Regions from separate parts of the Homo sapiens genome. Here region 1 is linked to region 2. A link is a loop called in an ENCODE intact Hi-C map of the cell type or tissue named here. Cell type or tissue: B cell. All regions are shown on one strand. Each heading gives the region's core, and the rest is flanking DNA. Links, peaks and the distances in the headings are about the cores only.

Region 1 (10,358 bases), core at 1,025-9,024, 350 kb before region 2:
CCTGAATTTTTACATTCTTATAAATAAGAAACACAGTGTCCTAAGATAACAAGAGACATTTTTAGATATCTTGAATTAAGCAACTCAGTAGTTCCCTTGAAAGAAAAGGAATGGGAAGCAATGTAGTCATTATTACTTATTCCAAATCTCTAATTGTGTTTTTAAAATTTTGCATTTTAAAAATAAAGACTGCTCCAAAAGACCCTAACAGCTCAAGAATATCCACTGCTTTCTTATTGCTATCCTGTATTATTTTGCTAGCTGTCAAATATTTACTAAGAGAAAAACAGTATATAGTTTTGAGAAATCAGGTTGCAAGAAAAGCCTCCAATCCTCTCCACTTGCGAGGGATAGTCAAAAACACATTTTCCTTGAGCATGAACAGTACATGTTAAATTAGTTATAAGACATTACTTAAAACAGATACTGTCACCAATATCAGAATTACAAGGATTGACACAAACAGGTTTATTCCACATCCTTGTACCCCCTTTCACTTTATTCCCTACAATCCTGTCCTCTGACTCCAATCCTACATTTTTTTCTGTTTCTTGAAAAAGTCATGCTCCTTCTCAACACAGGGCCCTTGCACATGCTACTGCTTGTGCTTAGAACACGGTTTCCCTACCCTCTACTTTTTCTGCTCCCTCATATCTTAGGATAAACCATTATTTCTGGGAGGAAGCTTCCAAAGACCCTCCAGCTTAGGTCCAGGCCCTTTGTTGCAAGCATGCAAGTGTGCAACTATAATTACTACGTGTTGCCCTTCACCATAAGAACGATGTATGACATCAGGGACCACTGTTTTCTCCTCTTTATATCCCCAGCAGTGAGCAAAATGTGGGGCACACAGCGACAGTCAAAACGATTCCTTCAGTGATGAAAGAAACCATCATGTACACCCCTGTATGAGACAGTATTAGTGAATTCCAAAATGGTAGTGTTGACACCTCACGGAGTTTGAAAACCTCTATGGGAGAAAAGACACATGTGAACCAAAGAGAAAATTTAGGCAAATTTTCATGAAACTTATGGACTGAACAAAGGTGGCTTAGGTGACTGCTGAGAGCCATTTCATATCTGGGATTCTGAAAGAATAAGGAAAGAAGGTAAGAAAACACCTGTGTGGGACAAACATGAGCAAACATACTGAGGAAGAAAGGAGTGAACAATACTCAGGAAAGAATAACCAGACCACACTAAATGGAGAGCAGAAGGGCTAAGTTATGAGGACAGGGAGTAAGCATGGGTGCCAGGCAGCCTGAGGAGGGGGTGCCTTCACCCGGTACTGTGGTACACTGGTTTCCATCAGTGCAAACTAGCCAGGGGCCACCACAATAGGAAATGCTTTTCAAGATACACAAGTGATGGGTAGCTTTTTAAAAAGTTGGCAACGTAGAAATAATTCTTAAAAATTAAATGTTATTTAATAATAAAAATGACAGTTTTACATGAATATGATTACAAAGTGGTAAGAGAATCAGGATAAATATCCACATGATGACTTAATCACTTAGGAAAGGGTTCAGCTACAATAACAGAAAGTCATTCCTACCTACAATGGGTTAGCCAGATTGAGGTTGACTTCCTTCTCACATTTGAAACCAGGGCAGGCAGCTCAGGATTTGGTGAGGCAGTTCCATCAAGTCACCCCTGACCAAGGCTCTTTCTGTCCTTTCACAATCTTTGAGGTATAGCTCTTATCATTAAGGTCGCAAGATGGATCATCTCCACACCAGCTCTGTAAAAACCCAGCCCTGGTATAGATTTGTATGATATTACATTTCTGCAGTAAATTATAGGGTCATGCCTGGCTAAAGAGATTCAGAAATAGAGAATTTGTGTTCCTGGGGATCCACAGAGAGCTTCCAGGAGTCCTGGATATGAATTCAAAATCCACAGATGATGTTTTATGATGCATTAATTTCCCATCCAGCAACAGGCTAAAGAGTAGTGGTCTCACTACTGGAAATGCCCTAAACTTGGCACAGAAGGGAAGTTAGCACTGTCACACCAGATAGCCTGGGGCACTGACACTGCAGCAGCATGCCGCATCTAGGGTTCCAACCAAGAGAAAAAAAGCCTGCAGGCAAGAAGAGGCTCAGGACATCTCCTTAAAGCCCCTCCATTCACCTTTATCCTCCTACTCTATTATTTACCTTTTCTGCTCTCCTTGTCTCAGGCCAAGAGCCATGAAGAGTACTCATTCTTTGGGCCTCCTTTCTTCCTATTAGGTAGAAAGAAGGACTCCAACTCAAGTGGGGGTTCAATTTGACAAAGAGAAATTCAAGCCCTTTCAGTTGGCTCTGTTATGTGGCAGAAAAAAAGATAAAAGAAACTGCTCCAATTTCATTATAAAAGAAAGCAAACATTAACAACTAAGTTAGAAAATATCCTAAGTTATCACATACAGACACACACACACAGACACACATGTTAAGACCTAAATCCAATATGAATAATAAAGAGGTTCAAATCACAAATCCCACACTAAAGTTTCCGATGATTTCATCAAAGCTGTGTTCTCTGAAGTTTCAGTGTTTTTAATACTCATGCAATTCCTGCTAAGATGCCAGGGCTAATTCATCTTTGAAACAAGAAAACCTCTGCAAGTGCTAATGCTAATTCATATTTAAAGCAGAATACCACTGGCCATGCTTATGTTGGACACAATGTTATTTCAGGATCTCATTTCAGTTTTTAAGCAATAGTTTATTCCCAGAACAGCCATAAGACATGTCTAAGTGAAAAAGTTAAAAATTGATTCACACAGTGAGAAAGAAGAACAAGTAGTAGGGCAGAGGTGGAATAAGTGTTTAGAAGAGAGGGAAAACGTGAGGTGGAGAAAGATACTGTTTGCTAGAGCCCAAGACACATCAGACTTTATTGCAATTATTGAGTTGTCTGGCATCAATTGAAGCCCTTTTAGGAACTACCTTATTTCCTTGATTTTTTAAAAGCACATTTTTTTCACATTTAACTTCTCTGAAACCTGGATGTAACTTACCCTTAATGGTATGTTATAGTTTTATTGGAAGTATATAAAATAATGATGCTTCTTACAACTTAAAGTGCCATACAATCAATAAAATATGCTATGTTCAACCTTCCCAGGACATTTGGGGGTATTATTTCATAAACTTATAATAGTGTACAAAACATCACTTTCTAGATCCTAACATTCCCATGCAGTAACAAACACTGGGAACAACTGATGTATACCCATTTTGTAATTTTACTTTTCCTTCATTTTTCTAAATATTTATTTATTTACTTTTCTTATTTTATTTTATTTTTCCATGAGTTATTGGGGTACAGGTGGTATTTGGTTACATGAATAAGTTCCTTAGTGGTGATTTGTGAGATTTTGGTGCACCCGTCACCTGAGCAGCATATACTGCACCATTTGTAGTCTTTTATCCCTTGCCTGCTCCCTCTTTCCCCCCAAGTCCCCGAAGTCCATTGTATCATTCTTATGCCTTTGCATCTTCATAGCTTAGCTCTCACATATTAGTGAGAACATATGATGTTTGATTTTTTATTCCCGAGTCACTTCACTTAGAATAATAGTCTCCAATTTCATCCAGGTTGCTACAAATGCCATTACTGCATTCCTCTTTATGGCTGAGTAGTATTCCATCATATAAATATACCAGTTTGTTTACCCACTCGTTGACTGATGGGCATTTGGGTTGGTTACACGATTTTGCCATTGTGGATTGTGCTGCTGTAAACATGAATGTGCAAGTATCTTTTCGTATAATGACTTATTTTCCTCTGGGTAGATACCCAGAAGTGGGATTGCTGGGTCAAATGGTAGTTCTACTTTTAGTTATTAAAGGAATCTCCATACTGTTTTCCATAGTGGTTGTACTAGTTTACATTTTTCTAAATATTTATTTTACATCAGTGAAAGACATGCATAGAGCACAGTGTTGTAAAAGAAATGGAATCTATACTGTTTAGAATCATAAAATACTAAAGGTTAGAAGGGTTCCTGGAGAACATCCACTGAAATCCTCCCATTTCACAAATGAAAAAGCTGAAGCTGGAGTCTTGACCTGCTCAAGGACCTCCAAATGGTCACCAGCTGAGCCAGCCACAGAACCCCATTTCTGGCTCCCACCTGATGCTGTATTCTTACCATTCTGTTCGTCCAGTATTTAGGCTGCTTTAAGCTGCTGCTTCTACATGACATCTTGGATAAAAGTATTAGATAAATAAACACTAGAACATAATTAGATGTATACATACATATATCCCAAAGCACCTAGCTTTTTGAGTGTCAAAAAAAGACTATTTTTCTTCATTTTGTTTTGTTTTTTCACTTTTCATAGCTTCTCGCCAGAATAATTGCAAATACTGAAGTAGCCAGCAGAGGGAGTCTTTATTTCTCAGTTTGTGCAAATAGAGAAAATATCATGTTTCGAAAACTGCAACCTTGTTAAAACTATGGGGTTTCTGTTTGATACAATCACAAGCTTGTGACAAAGTTAATATCTATTTTTTCAGAATTAGTAAATATTTGAATTTTTAAGATAAATGATTTCTACATATTAAACATTAATAAGAAGGATTGGGGGGGCATATGTATATATACATATGTGTCACCTCACCAGGAACCTTTCCTGGAACTCAAACTTGGAGTTTTCGCTGGGATTTCGAACAGTTATATCAAATTTTTTCTTCAAATATTGATAAAACTACCCAAGATAATTTCAGTTTTCAAACTGCAAAATAATAATTCCTGGTATTTTCCCAAACAAAGCCTGAATGTATACGTTCAAATATGCATGTCTGATTAGGAGGCTTTCTGACAATGCTGTTCTTGCCAAAACAAATTTTGAATTCCTCTTTGAGAATTATCATAATAGCAAGCATTATTAATATCCTACAGGGGTAGAAAATCCTTATCCTTTCTAGGGGTTTAGAATCTGAAATTACCAAAAGTCTTGCTTCTTTTTTTTCCTGCCAAAAAAGAGATTATTATTTTTAATATTTGGCTTAGAGTTCTGGGGCACAGCCATGAGAGCCAGCCCTACAGACCGCCCCAAGCAGTAGTCTGAGACCGTTCATTAGCCCAGCTATTTTTAATCAGCCTTCACTGCCAAATGTGGAACATGCAGTACAGTGTGCAAAATCATGATGCCCAGCAACTGTACTCATGGGGGTTCAGCCCAGGTGTTCACAGTGGACAGGGGATCCTGGAATCTGCTGTGATCAGATCTCAGACCCCAAACTTATTATTAGCCATGAGTTTTAGACTCCTCATACTGTAAAATGGGCAAAATGCTGGCAAACTGATAGCACTCAACTAATGTTAGCAATTATTATTATAAAATTTTGAAAGCAAAATAAGGCATTTCTGAATAAGTCCCAAGAGACCCCTACAGTCCTGTTGAGCTCTAAGAAACTCTGACCTGATGGTTGAATCACTATGTCTTTGAGGCAAAACTGAGTGCACAGCAAGGAAAAGTAACTAGGAGAGCAAAAGGCAGATTGGCAGAAAAGGTGAGATTCGTCCCATGAAAAGACTACAGGTGAGAGGACAAATTACTGCAGCTACACGGTGATGAGTAGCTATGCAGTACATGTGCCCAGGCAATTCTGAGGGACAGCCTCCTGTGCTAGGTGGAGCAGAGGCCCGGACCTCTGTCCCACCTCTGTCATTTATGAGCGAGGTGCTTTGGCCAAGACACTTAACTCTCTAAGCCAATTTTCCTCATCCAAAAATGGGTTTGGCCACCAAGCTTTTAGGGTTCTTATGAGGGTTAAAGTGAATGTGTAATCAATGCTGAACATGTTGTAGCTGCTATTTTTTATTGTTCTTTGTGAAGGGCAATACTCTGTGTGAAGGGTATACCAAATTGCCCACTGCAGCAAGTTGGAGCTAGATAAAGGTAATGAAAAGGCCTGAGCATTACAGCTTTTCATCCCAAAAGATGAGAAACTTGGCAAAAATTAAAGAAAAGCAACAGAGACAAATATTAGGAAGGAAATAGCAGGTCAGTATCTAAAGAGCTCAATCTTGCCTTTACAAAAATTGTTTTTATCCAACTAATTGGTAATTAGATACCAACTTTGTGCCTTCTATGTGCTGGGCATTGGGGTTCAATGATGATCAAAAGTAACAAGTTCTCACCATCATACAGCTAAGGTTCTATTAATAGTAACACCACTTGCCTACTGAAGCAACGTCTTAATACTAGACCTACTTTTATCCCTTTCAAATATACAACCCAGAAGTCCCCGTCTAATACTCCTTAGGACACTGAAAGGAGGAGTAATTAACCACCTATCTTGTATTTAAATCTACGTTCCCAAAGATTTTAAAAAATATATTCATCAGCGTATATAGTTGGATTCATTTTTTTTAATTCAAATTAGAGACCTTCTAAAGTTACAGAAAGGAAAGCAGTGGGAGCAAGCATTTGAAAGATATATTGTCTTTCTCTCCCTGGCTGAAATCTATGAAGAAAAACCACTTTTTGTTTGACTCACTTTCTACTATGAAATCTTTGGATAACCACTTTAGGAGAATAGGGCACGGAAAGTTTAAATTCTCAGTCACAGGGAAATTTAAACTGTTTATGAAACTAGTAAAACATGCCATTTCACAGGTGGGGAAAAAGGGAAATTCATATTTGTTAGACTTCTACTATGTGTGAAATGCTTCTAAATATTTATTCTGTTGAATCCTCACAACTGTTCTGTGAGGAAGCATCATCATCCCCAAGATAGAGAAACTGATTCTCAGAGGGTTTTGAAAGAATGCTCCCAAAGCCAGGGCACTGGAGAGTGATGAAGCTGAACTCAAACTCTGGGTTTCCTGGCTCTAAAGCATACATATAATCTGCTACAACACACTTCCTAAAAACTCACTTCTCAGGAAAAGAAACATTTCACTAAAATGCAAATACCATTCATCTGTGTGACACCCTTCCTGGTTGAGTATGCAACTAAGTTACTCTGTACAAAAGTAAAAAGGGCAGGAGAAATATCAAGGTTTAGCAAGAATGAGAACTCTGGATAAAAAGCAGTAACAATGCCCACTACCACTTCACTATCACCTTCCAAGCAAGTCCACCATCTAAACTAAGACCACCATCCATGGCCTTCCACGACCCTCTTCTGCACAGGAAATCTGCTCTCTCCCCACTTATTACCATACCTACAATCCCTATACAAGTAATAGAATATTATTTGCTCAAAAAGCATAGCTACATTTCATATCTGGCACCAGAATAACAAAAATCCCAGACAAATATTTACTAAATGTCTAATATGTCCAAGGCACTTGTAGAGGAGATGGCGAGTTACCCACCAATATCCACCCTTCCTCTCTTCCTTCCTGATGAATCCTGATTCTGGTGAGGAGGGCAGTGTGCTACACTCCAGGCCCGCATTTCCTGACTCCTCTTGTATCCAGAGTTGGCCAACAAGATGTAAGCAGAAACTCCTGGTTACTCCACAATGGCACGTTAACTGGTATAAAACTCACGAGCCTGTTCTTGGTCCTTCACATTCTCTGTGCAAAGACTGTAAACAGGATGACTGGAAATTTACATTTATCTTTCCATAAAAGGAAAAAGGACCCACACTAGAGAAGAAATAATAGAAAGCGAGAAGGAGTTCAGTTGCCTGAGGACATTGTGGGGCTGCAACATTAGCTTTGGACTTATCCTTGTAAAGTGAAAGAAAAATAAATCTCTTTTCCTCCTTAATCCACAGTCCTTTGTGTTTTTTGGTTACATGAAATTACATTCTGCCCATAAATGACAAAACATTTTAAAGATTTCTTCCTTTAAAATACTAAGATCTAGTTGTAAGACCAAAAATCAAAAGACAACTTTTGGAAACCAAATGGTGGTCCAAGATATACAAAAATAAACAAGATAGAGCAACTGAAAGTCATATTGTACACACCTATGGACGGCAATATGACTTAAATATTATTTAAAAGGTAATAATAAAATTGATGTTACAGGGCTGTAGTGGTTGAATTGACAAATGAGTAATAAAGGTGGGTCCACTGATACTAAATCAAGGCACCTTGAAGATAAAGGTGAAGCAAAAGAGTCTTAGAAGGCTTTAGGATGAGAACACAGCCTGAGCCGACACTTAGGCAATAGACAGCATTTGGGAAAGCAAATGAGCCTGGTGTTGTCTATAGGCTGCAGAGCACAATTCTGGGAGCAGAAGTGCAGATATACAGATTTTAAAAGCCGTTTGAAGCCCAAGGAGGCAAACGATATGCTGCAGTGAAGGCTTCAAGGGAAGCTGGGCAGGCTGAGGGCCAGGCAGGCCCTGGAGCATGGCAAATGCTAAGGAAGCCTGGACTGATTTTGTGCATGTTTAAAAGATTCTGGGAAAAATAGTGATGTGATGATGTGTTCTTTCCTCCACTAAATCACTTTTAGAAAATCATAGCAATTAGTCTAATTGTATGAGGAAAGAAATGATTATAACATGAACTATTCTCTTATATGAATGGGGAATTAGATCTTCTCATAAATGGCATTGCTCCGTATTACACTCATGAATTTACAATTTTCAAAAGGATTTGAATCTTAAAAAAATATATGTCATTAAAAGTATCCCTTTTTTTCTCTGAGATTTCAGAAGATACTTCAGGATCTTGTGTGCTTATGAACATCTCCTGTAATTGTAGCATGGATGAAGAATGCAAAAATGTTTGCAAACATAACTTAAAAACAATGTTGGCTGGGCACGGTGGCTCATGTCTGTAATCCCAGCACTTTGGGAGGCCGAGGTGGGCAGATCACAAGGTCAGGAGATGGAGACCATCATGGCTAACATGGTGAAACCCCTTCTCTAGTAAAAATACAAAAATTTAGCTAGGTGTGGTGGCACACGCCTGTAGTCCCAGCTACTGAGGAGGCTGAGGCAGGAGAATCGTTCGAACCCAGGAGGCAGAGGTTGCAGTGAGCCAAGATGGCGCCACTGCACTCCAGCCTGGGTGACAGAGCAAGACTCAATCTCAAAAAACAAACAAATAAACAAACAAACAAAAAATGTTAATCTGATAGAGACATGAAATATGCCTGACCCACCGAATCAGGATATGGATGTAAGGCCTTCTGACCTGGTAGTGTTTCCATAAAAGAATGTGAATTTTATATTATACTTAGTTTATACTTTACAATACTTGAGCCTTATGTTAACTCTCCGGGACCTTAAAATGTTTTCTTTATGTAATGTGCCAATCTGGAGTTCCAGGTATAAACTGTCTTTCTATCACACACTCACACACACACACACACACACACACTTGGCTGCTTACAATTGCTTTCTGAATAAAATGTTTTCTATGCTAGAGCATAAGGGAGTTGGTGGAGGTGCAGAGGAAGATGAAAGGATTTGCCTAAGCTAATTCCAGACTTGAATGGCAATTATACCCACCATAAGGCAATTTCATTTCCATATTAATTTCAGGAGGTAACACGTATCTAGGAGAAGCATACTGGAAGTCACAAGATCTAGATTCTATTTCTAGCTCTGCCACTGACCTTCTGGGTGACCTTGCATAAGTCACTCAACACCCAAGAGACTCAGTCTTCTCATTTGAAAAAGTAAAAAGCTACAACCTAGTGATGATCTGAGAAAAATGCGATGAGGTAAAAGATTCATTCACAATGTTTGCTGAGGATGTGATCGTTTCTGAAGCACATGAGGAACGTTCTTCACCAGAACCTTAATTCACTTAAATCAGAGAAATCAGATCCTAATAGAATTTGGAAGTGAACATTTTCTTTCCAATTTACTTGATAGAGAATCTACCAAAATACCTTTCTTCTCAAAGATCAAGGCGTACTTTCTCTGCTACAAAATAGATCTATACCACATGAAGGGCCATGTTTAAAATTCAAGTTCCTAAGCACTACCAGAGACACTTACAGCCACTTGGATCAGACACACTACCTGATAAGAAAATTACTCCCTATTGCTACGGAGCATTTTCAGAATGCTCTCAGCCTTTTAAATGATTAGGATTCCATTTGATAAATTATTTGTCAAGGGCCACTCATTCAGGATGAGTGAACTTTACACCAAACCTGTGGAAAAAGCACCTGCCTTCATGGGAAAATAAGTTGCTCCCCAAATTCTCTGAGAAATGCTTGTACTGATTTATAAGATCATTTAAAATTATGGCATATATGGAAAATAAATTAATTACAAGTATGAAATAACTTCTTATATTGGAAGAAAAAATTAATCATGGTGTGACCAGGGCAGATGGATGATTTTTAAATCAGAAAATACCCAACTCCTAAAATAAAAGACATTAAGATCTTCAGAACAATCAAATGGGTATTTTCAGAGTTAAAATATCAGGA
Region 2 (10,358 bases), core at 781-8,780:
ATAGGTTACTACTAAAACAAACTAAACATGCTATTTAGATTATTTGCATGGCCTCTAAGAAGTAGCTGTCACATTTCCCTTATTAATACTGGATGTGTAATATCCTTTACTAACAGGAAATTAATTCTGCATTAACTAATTCCTATTTGTTATAATTTAAGTCTATTTTATCTTGCCTTTCCTCAACAAAAATGGGCAAGAGTTCATCACCATTTTTCATGACTACTCAGATCAGGAAAGCAATAAAAAATTACTGACTTAATGTGTCCCATATTATGATATGGTTTGCAAAGATAAAATGTCAGGGAAATGATTCCTATTCTCAGGAATTAATTTTTGGAGGCATACAACGAAACTTAAAAAAGCAAGTAGAGATCAATTTATAACAGGACAAAAAAGATCAAGGAGAATTTAGGACTAGAAGGAGCTTTAGGTATCTAGAGCCGTCTCCTTACAGTAATCTCCTTTACAGCATCCCTGAAATATGCTTGACCTACCTTGGTTTGAGGTAGGGCTTGAAACATGCACAGGATTTGGAGCAGAATTATAGGCTGAGACAAGAGCGTGAAAAAGAGCAAAGAGGTAATAACAGGAACAATACCTATGGAGGATAAAGAGAAGATAGTCTGAATAAGTAGTGACCCTGTGCAAAAGAACAGTGAGACAAAGAGTTGGAAATAACAGAAGGTCAGATATTGAGGTATCATAAAGAAGCCATCTCTCTAAGCTGTGCTGCCTGGATATGCAACATCTCCCATGTGTCACATACTGCCATGACTTTGCTAATAATTTAATGGTGATATTAATAACATAAGTTGTAATGTCTCTCCAAGTATTATCTTATTTAAGATCCATTCTTACAGATGCCTCTATGATATAATTGTGAGAGTGAAAAATCACTTAGTGAGGCAGGTAGTAAGAGATATTTGTTAAGGGTAGACAGCCTTTTTAGTGCTTTTATGAATTGAAACAGTTTGATTATATTTTTGTCAGTCATACATTTGTGTGTGTACCTGTGTGTGTGTGCAGAATGAAGAGTAAGAGAAGGGAAAGTTATAGACACCATTCTTCTGCTGAGTATTTGCTATTGTGGCAGAGATCTTGATTCAGTTCTATCTTCCTGCCACAGCAGCTAGAAAGGAAACTCAAGTTTCAAGTACTAAACACAGAAGTTGTGCAGGTGAAGTGACTCAGATCGTCTGCAGGCAGGCAGTTTACTAGCAACCACGTGAGAATGCACCATCTGTTCTTACTTGCTGATCTAGAGATTAGATTTGAACCTACGTACTGAGCAGAAGCTAAAATAATACCATGTCCTGCATCTGACAATAGCTAGTAAAGTTTCGAAAGGCTCTTAAATTTAAAAAAAAATTAGTTCAGTCTATTTCTCCTTTATAGTCAAGGTAGAGAACTGGCCTGTGAGTTATACATGTGTGAGGGAGAGAAGTGCTAGTTGTAAAGGACATACACAGTGCTAAACATTTCCCTCTTCTGTTTCCCCGTGCAGTCAGTTCCTTATCCCTGGGACTGACTTAAAGTAAGCCCTGGCTTGCCTCAAGAAGCCTGCTGATTATTTAGTGTATTTAAAGCTCTGTAGATATTTCACTTATCTCATTAGACCCTTTCACATGGTGCACTGTATAAACAGCCTCTAGGAACAGATCCTATGACTGAGCCCTTTTCAGTGTGGTCCCTGAAAGACCCACTGTGAAGCAAGATCATGTTTTACTGCCGACTGGTACAGTGGATTTTTAGCTGACAGCATAAGGGATTCCTGACAGGCCATGTTATCCAATTTTACACCAAAAGAATGAATTCTCTTTCAGATAATATTTCTCTACAAATACAAGTGGAATATATAACCCAATTTAGAGCTGACTTTGACAATACAATATATTTATATGTAAATAATATCCTATATATTTGTTATTATTTATATTATTAGTTTATGTTATGTATAGTTGTAAATATACACGTCTACATGTATAAATACATAAATAAAATGTATCTGTAAAACTAAAAGTTTCAGTTGAATTTTGGTTCTCCATGGAATATAAGATATTTTAGTTTTTAAAAAATAACAAAACCAGTTAGAATCTGTAGATTCTACAGTGCCTTTAATACATGTTGACTGATAAAACATCTAAGCAAAAAGACAGTTTTGTAAAACATGTTTTAAACCTTGATACTTAATTTCTTTGTAAGAATGCCTTAAAAGCAACAACTTTAGTTTGGCTGTCGCAAAAGGCTGGCAGTCACTTTGGAATGCAGTTGTATAAATATTTGTGCTCACAGAAATATAAGCCAAATCTACCAAACCTAATTTTCAAACCGAACTTTTGAAAAATTGTCTTGTAAACATCTGAATATAAATTCATCTTTAAACTCTGACATTTTAGAGTCAAAAAAGAAAATTTTACAAATTATACCATTTGTCATGCCCTTGGGAATTTGCCAAACTGTATTATTTATAAATCTTCCTAAATTAAATGTGGCAGAGAGATCACCTGGGTAAAGCGTTGGGAAGGAACCGCGCTTACCTCTCTTGTCACAAAGCATTCCATAGGGTATGTCAAAATGACAGTGACACCATAACAAAATCTTCCAAATGTTACCAGGTCATCATTTCTGCAGTAATTTTCAAATAAGTCCCCTAGATAGTAATATAAAATAAGTTTATTTACTAGATACTAAATGTTTGAGATAACTATCTAATAAATTAAATATTAGATATTACAGTTATGCATCACCTAATGGCCCACATATATGATTACAATGCTGTATTTTTACTATATATTTTTCTATGTTTAGATACATAAATACTTTCCATTCTGCTACAGTTGCCTACAGAATTCAGTACAGAAACATGCTGTAGAGGTTTATAGCCTAGGAGCAATAAGCTATAGCATATAGCCTAGGTGTGTAATAGGTGCTACCATCTAGATTTGTGTACGTATACTCTGTGATGTTTGCACAATGAGGAAATCACCTAACAATGCATTTCTCAGAATGTTTCCCTGTCATTAAGCAACACATGACTTATAAGTGAATCTCCATAAACTTCATTTCATTTAATTAAGAGAATAGATGACCAGGTCTAAATAAAAGTTTTTGAATTCAATAACTATGTAGTTATTCACTGATTTAAACCAGTACATGCTACATGTGAAGATAAATCCATCACTGATAGTTTTTCTCTTATTATTTGTTTTTGGTAGATTTGCTGCCAATTTGTACTGACTTCTGAAAAATACTTTATCCATTGTCTTCTTACATCAGAATCAACTCCCTAAATTCTTCAGCACTGGCTTTGTAAACTGGTTTCTGGTCTTTGTTTCTGGTGAGTAAGTGACTTCATTATTTTTTAAAAATGTCTGTTAAAAATAAACAAATTTCCTTTTGAAATGCTATTCTTAGATCAAGAACAATCCTGAAAGGAAGAGTAAACCAGTACATCTGGGGAGCTGAATTTCCTGTGTATCATGCTATAGGGTTTCATCCCAACCTTGGGGCCACAGCGAGAAATTCCAAACATATGTTACCTTTCATGGCACCTCATGAGCCCAAGTGTAAATGCACTGATTCAAAACTGTGAAAATATGGCTATGTCCCAGAAAGAACATTAAATTTAATAAGTTCCAGACTAGATGATGGACTAAATATACCTTGAAACAATTCTTATTTAGAGACTATATTTCTCAACTGTCTATGAAGAAATACAGGGATCTAACTAGGGCACAGATGTCATGTCATCAAAAAACAATTACCTACAACTGTACAGTAGTCCATGGAAGAAATAAAAAAAATAAAAATATAACAATGACTAATGCCGAAACAGAGTACTTGGGCTTGCTGATTTTCTGTATATAACGTGCTTAAATGTTAAAATTGTGGTAACCTTTTTAAAATTAAACTTAATTGAAAATTAAATTTTTTTAAGATCAATACTCAATACTACACCATTTAAAAAGAAGAAAAGCTATAATACCTCTGTACTGTTTTTTTCATTACAAAGCTGAATATCCTAAATAATTTGCCTCTTCCCAAGATTTACTTTAAGTGGCTCTCACCCCTCCCCCCATCAACTAGAACAAATCTACATTACTTTAGAACATCCCTTTTGGGCAGGAGGGGATTAAAACACAAAGTAAGGTGGCAGAAACCTGCTTCAAGGTTGACTGAAAAGATTCCAGCACTCTAAGAAAAAAGGACTGAAGTTCCCCGTTCACTAACCTCCACTAAAAAAATGAGCCCTATTGTCTTTTCGAAAGTCACTAGAAATGTCGAGGAGAATCTAGAGTTCCCACCGCCTCTCAAGCTGAAATTTATCTACTGAAAGAGGTTAGAAAAGAAGAATGCAGTATGCACAAATTAGACTAGATTTACCTAAGGAGAGGTGGCCTGGAGAAACAATGTCAGCTTATTGCAGCCTGAATCTAAGTTGTATTTTAAAGAATTACAGCTAGGGGGAAAACGGCATTAAAAACCTGTCAGCTTTGTTTTATAAAGATTTAATTATATCTGAGCAATTACCACTGATAAAAACTCCAGGAAGATGTAACTAACAAAAAAGGTTATGTCTTACAGAAAAGGCATTTAAAAACCAAGGTCCTGTACAGACCAGAGCCCATAGGCCATTTGCATTGGCAAACTATGTAGCAATAGTGATACATAGAAATGCTTTGGAACACAATTCTTATCAGAAGTTTCAAGGTCACTTTGTTACTGCACTCTAGTGGCACAGGCATGTATTATATTTTTGACTGCATTTGAATTTTGTTAATCATTATTTTTTGAAGCCATCTTTCTTCATTTCTTGAGAAATATTTGCCTAAAGTCATAGTGATCTGTAACCTCTGTTCAGAATAAGGCAGCCATCCTCCCAAGAGCACCCAGGTTTTCAGAAAACTAAGCTAATGGGAGCTAGAGGCAAAGGGACAACTTTCAGAGGGTCATGGTTGACCAAAACAGGGCAGGCAGAAAGAGGATGGAAAGAAAACTGAACTTAAGAGTCAGAAGACTTGTTTTCTGGTTTGTCATCAGCCAGCATGAGCAAGTTACTTCACCTCTTTGTGTTTTAATCAGGGGGTAAAACTAGTTATTCCACTTCCCTTCAAAGGGTTGTCTGAAGGTCAATGAGATAATAGACCTGCAAGAGCTGTGAAATATGTAAATCACAGCCTACTGCTGGACTGCCCTGACTACTACACTACACTGATGATTGAATGTAAGGGTCAAGGGAAGTAGAAGAGAGGACTGCTCAGTTGCTGGGCCTGGGTGAATGCAAAAAAAGAGAGAAATATCTTTGGAGGGAGGAAGAAAAGGTCTGGTTTTAAGGGAAACATGATGTTTTGTGATTAAGACAAATATAGAACAACTGAGTAGAAACGTCCTACAGGCAGCAGGTTGGAGACAAAAAGAAAGGTCTGGGTTAGAATTAAAACAATGAAAGTACCGGGAAATTTTTTTGAGAGAAGAGAAAACAATATGCTTGAGCCCGTTATCTGGGTGGTGTGGGATGGAGTGGAGTGGGGGATTAGAGAGGGTAAAGAAAAAGAAAACAGAAAAAAAATTAACAGAGAGAAAGAATAACAATGATAATATAATAATACTCTTTCCTCTAAGGGAGGAAAATTTGAGCAAAGAAAGGAAGTTCAGTATTGTTAAGTGATTCAGAGAGATTCGGGAGAATCCAAATCGAAGCTATTTGCTCTGAAGATTGGGAGGCCACTGGTACCTTTGAAAATGAAGCTGCAGTGGAGGAAAGCCAAAAATCATGTGCTAGGAAGTGACAGTGTGTGGAAGGAGAGAGTATGGGCTACAGAACTAAATTGAGCAGTTTAAAAAGGTAAAAACTAGGAAACAGACAGCAGGGGGGCAGGAGGGTAGAGAGAATGGGTGGAAGAGAGTAATCTTTGAAATAGAACACTGGGCATACCTGTAACAATAATGAGTAGAACATTCGGTATACCTGTACCAATGCACATGAACACTATAACTGAATCTCTCATTTTACCTTGGGTGAAGCCAGTAAATGTCAAGTATCCACATGTAGCAAAGAATATACAGATAAATACAGAAATCACGATGGACATATGGATAAGGCGGGACCACTTAGCTACTGTGGGTTCTTCTAGAGAACTGTAAACTAAGAAGGAGTTATGGTGGCAAATAAATGCTGCAATACAAAAAAAAAGAGCATTATTAAATCAAGCACCAGGGTTTTCTTTTTTAGTTCTGAAATTCAGAGATATATACTACTTTAGATGCCAATGAACTGAAGTTTAAACATACAACTTTATTAATATGTCAGAAAATAATTTTTCTAATAGTTCTAGAAATGAGACCATTCATTCACATCAGGCTTATGTGGTCTTTTCATGTTACTCTTGATATAAACCAGGCCAGTCCAACATTCTCTCTCATTTTCCTTTTCCTAATGACCCTTCCCATCTGAAGGAAATCTTTTTCCCATCGTTTTCATCCTGTGGCTTCCTTTGCCATTTGGGACATAATAAAGGGTTTGAAGAAGTCCATAACACTTGCTAGCCTTCCAAGTTAAGAAACAAGATGACTGTAATGAGTTTCTGCATGAGAAATAGATTTCTCCAAATTGAAGCAAATTTTAGTGATGAGTGAGAAAAGTTTGAGCCTAATTTTATATTGGCACAAACTAGATCATATGCTGCTAATAGGAAGTCTAAAACTTAGGACATCTGCTATCCAGACATAAATATGAAACACAGCACTTTTTCATGGAACAGAGAACTCCACATTGAGAAAGGGCCTTTGAAACCAAATACTCACCAAAAGACATAACCCCGACCGCTTGAATGGCATTGGGCTTTGCAAATACCCAAGCGTCTTCTGTTTTTGGTCTAGAAGAAAAATCAGTTAACTTGATAAATTGTTAAATAAATACAAGCATCAGTATATCAGATAACAAGAAATGGTATCACAAATATAAACTGAGTGTCTTTAAGCCAGAAATTAATAAGGGGCTCCCATTAATCTTGTGTAATCATGAATAAATTTCCCAGGAGCATGAGTGTTATCTCTTAACCCCAGTCCTCTAAAATGTATGTCAAATACTTGGACAAATTCTATTTTTACATATGTAAAATATCCAGACTATGTAATTTTGTGAATTTGTTTATTTGCTCATCAATTTAACAGACAGCATTGATTATGCACCTACCAGTTCAGCTACCTTTTGAGGGAGATACAAAAATTAACAATGCCCAGTTACTGCTGTTCATTCCGCTCTTATTTTTTTCAGGCTTAACCTACCCAAGAAAAATTTAGTCAGCACTAAAATTTATTGAGAGAGGTAAACATGAACTAATACTAATTGAGGATGTACTATCTTCTAGAAACTCTACTGTGTTATCTCATTTAATTTTCAAAATAACACTTAAGTATTATTATCACCATTTAACACATGAAGAAAATCAAGCTCTGGATGGTGATATAACTTGCCAAGCTTCCACAAATAATTAGTGAAGAAGTTGAGATTTATCTTCCTGGTTTATTCACTCCCATGTTTTTTCCAGGCAGAACCATCTGACAGTGGCCTCAAATTCCCAACTGTAGATGTATTTCTCAAGGGAATTTTGGAAATATATGCACTTTAAACAGCTTGAAACAGGCTACATCCTAGTGGAATTAAAATATTTGATATTGGCAGTGATAGGTCTACCTGGCTAACACATCATGAATAATGATGAACAGCAGAGGCTCTAAGGTCAGTTAGCTTAAATTGTTCTTCTGGCCTCCTTCCACTTATTAGCTGTGTGATTTTAGGCAAGTTACAGGACCTCTCTGTGCTTCAATTTCAACATTTATAAACTGGGGATAATTGTAGTATCTAACTCATTAAGTGACTGTGTAGATTAAATGAGATAAAATATGTAAAACTTCTGGAAGAGAGTTTATCACATAGCACATGTTCAATAAACAGTTATTAGTATTAATGTTATTATCCAGCATTATTAATAAAGGCAGCAAAAAGTCTAAAAGTATGGCCAACTTCCCTGGGAAGGGAAGGCTTGAGTAAGACTCAAAACAATGCATGAAGAATGGAACAGGGATATTCCTAGGAAGCATGAAAAGGCGCTGGGTATTTTCAATAAAAAACAGAAATTCTAAAGATGAAGACCCATCTATTTCATAAGTTTGTTTATTCATCCTCTATGTAAAGAAGGTACATACAAAAAAATCTTGTTTGTTGTCCACACTTTGTGGGATTTATGCATTATATCATCCTTTTTCCCATATATGAAACGAGCAGTTACAGACACAAAGAAACTTCACAGAAAGGCAGGCCTGCAAGAGAGGCCACAGATTGTTATAAGACTTGCTCCAATTCCCAGTTTTGGGAGTGGGAACTACTGCCACCTGCTGCCTCCACTACTCTAAAAGCAGTCGACATTAAAAGCAGCATACCTGTTAAATTCCAATGTTAATGTGGAAAAAATACATATTTTGTACATGATCCTTAGAAAATGATTTCAGTCAGGCAGCACTAACAGTTGTAGAAACTTGAGGATTCTCTAACTTTGCAATATGCTTTAAATGGTATGCTTTCCCTCTTATGGTTTTTGCACTTGGAAAATATTCACCCTTACTCCCCAACCCTAGTACAGATTGTGGTGGTGTCCTACTTTTTAAATCTTATATTAGTAATAAAATGTAGAAGTTTCATTTTCATTTTTTCTCTTCCATTTAAATTTTTTCCCTGGGTCCATATGGTTCCTTGGGTATATTCCCGGAGTGTGAAACAATACCTAGAGATAATTTTGGATTTTCTCTGTTCATCATAATGATGATGATTTTATAAGATGGAAAGTGCCAAAAAAGATGTTACAGATAGGAAAATGCATATGTCTAAATCTAGGGAAAGAGAAGGAAACAGATATTGAATATGGCTTTCCAATCATTTATAAAATAGCCTAGGATTGAGTTCCAGATACAATCAGTTGTACAGGAAAAAAAAAAAAGAGAGAGAAGAAAGTTCTCGGGTATATTTTATGAGATTGCTGAAACTTTGATACTCAACCTGGATGGAAACATAAAGTTATAGACCTTTTGACTTTAAACTGTAAATGCTGAAATATGAAATCAAATGCCATCAAGCAATTTATAAGATAAGGAATTATGACTACGAATATTTTTTCAATAAATGCAAGGGGAGTTTAATAACAAAATATTAATATAATCAATATTTATTAATAGCTGTTATATTAATAGATATTGGTGTAATTTACCACATTAACAGATTAATGAAGGAAAGAAGCTTATGACCATTTCAAAATATATAGAAAAGCATACAACTCAGTATTTATTTTGAAAAACATGGTGAGCAAACTAATAATAAAATAGAACTTCCTTTACTGGATAAGGAATGTCCACCAAATCCTATAGCAAATGGCATATTTAAAAGTGAAAAGTTAGAAATACTCTACTTAAGGGATGAAACCAGATAGGATGTTCAATATCACTGCATCCTGAATATATTATTGATATTCCTAGCTGATTCAATAAAATAAGTGATGTGTAATCATTGAAAAGATTGTGTAAATTATTTGTACACAACATAATTACACATATGGAAAATTTATGCATATGGAAAATAAGAGTATTCAGCAAGGTTACTGGATACAAGTTCAATACACAGAAAACATCAAGTGGGCTGATGTACACAAACAATGACCAATTAAAATGTTTTTTTAAGTGGCAGTGACAACAAAAACACTAAATACTTTAAAAGATGTGCATGATTTTAACGTCATGTTAAACTTTTATTGAAAGACACAAATAAATGGAGAAATATACCATATCCATACACACAAATGGGAAGACTCAATATCATATAAACATCAATTTACCCCAAATTAATTTTTAAATTCAAATAATAAAATACAGAAAAAAAGAAATCAAAGAATAAAATACAATATTGAGGCTGGGCATGATGGTTCACGCCTGAAATCCCTGCACTTTGGGAGGCCGAGGCAGAAGGATTGCTTTGAGTTCAAGACTGGCCTGGGCAACACAGGGAGATCCAGGCTCTACAAAAAATAAAAACATTAGCCAGGCATGATGGTGTGTGCCTATACACCCAACTACTCGAGAAGCTGTGATGGGAGAATCACTTGAGCTTGGAAGGTTGAGGCTGCAGTGAGCCATGATCACCCCATTGCACTCTAGCTTGGTCAATAGAGTACGACCCTGCCTCAAAATGAATAAAATAAAATAAATAAAATATTGAAGGAGGAAAAGAAATTTAAAACTCAAAAAAACCCCATAATATTAAAGTTATAATAAAGATAAACAATAAAATCAATGGAAGGTAAATATAA

The links. A loop is a pair of places that touch in the nucleus more often than their neighbours do. Peaks named below come from ENCODE experiments on the same cell type or tissue, not always from the same donor. Only the 100,000 strongest peaks of a DNase experiment are listed, where the experiment ranks them.
Region 1: it touches region 2 in a loop (4-fold over the local background); 10 of 110 quality-filtered maps call a loop at or near these places.

The regions. Positions count from the first base shown.
Region 1 is chr2:164,556,012-164,566,369 of GRCh38, forward strand. All of the region lies in intron 2 of GRB14 (growth factor receptor bound protein 14), which reads right to left. Among named protein-coding and RNA genes, the nearest start is that of GRB14, 60 kb to the right of the region's middle. In B cell, for the core only: CTCF peaks have their summits at 4,389 (motif pointing right) and 4,589; no DNase peak of the experiment used is centred there.
Region 2 is chr2:164,909,096-164,919,453 of GRCh38, forward strand. It overlaps SLC38A11 (solute carrier family 38 member 11), which reads right to left. Exons shown (of 12, transcript NM_001351537.2): 8 at 6,808-6,878; 9 at 6,017-6,178; 10 at 2,541-2,653. Among named protein-coding and RNA genes, the nearest start is that of SLC38A11, 41 kb to the right of the region's middle. RefSeq lists an enhancer at 3,849-4,365. In B cell, for the core only: CTCF peaks have their summits at 4,715 (motif pointing left) and 4,917; DNase peaks (open chromatin) are centred at 1,166 and 4,716; H3K4me3 peaks cover 505 bases; H3K27ac peaks cover 2,213 bases.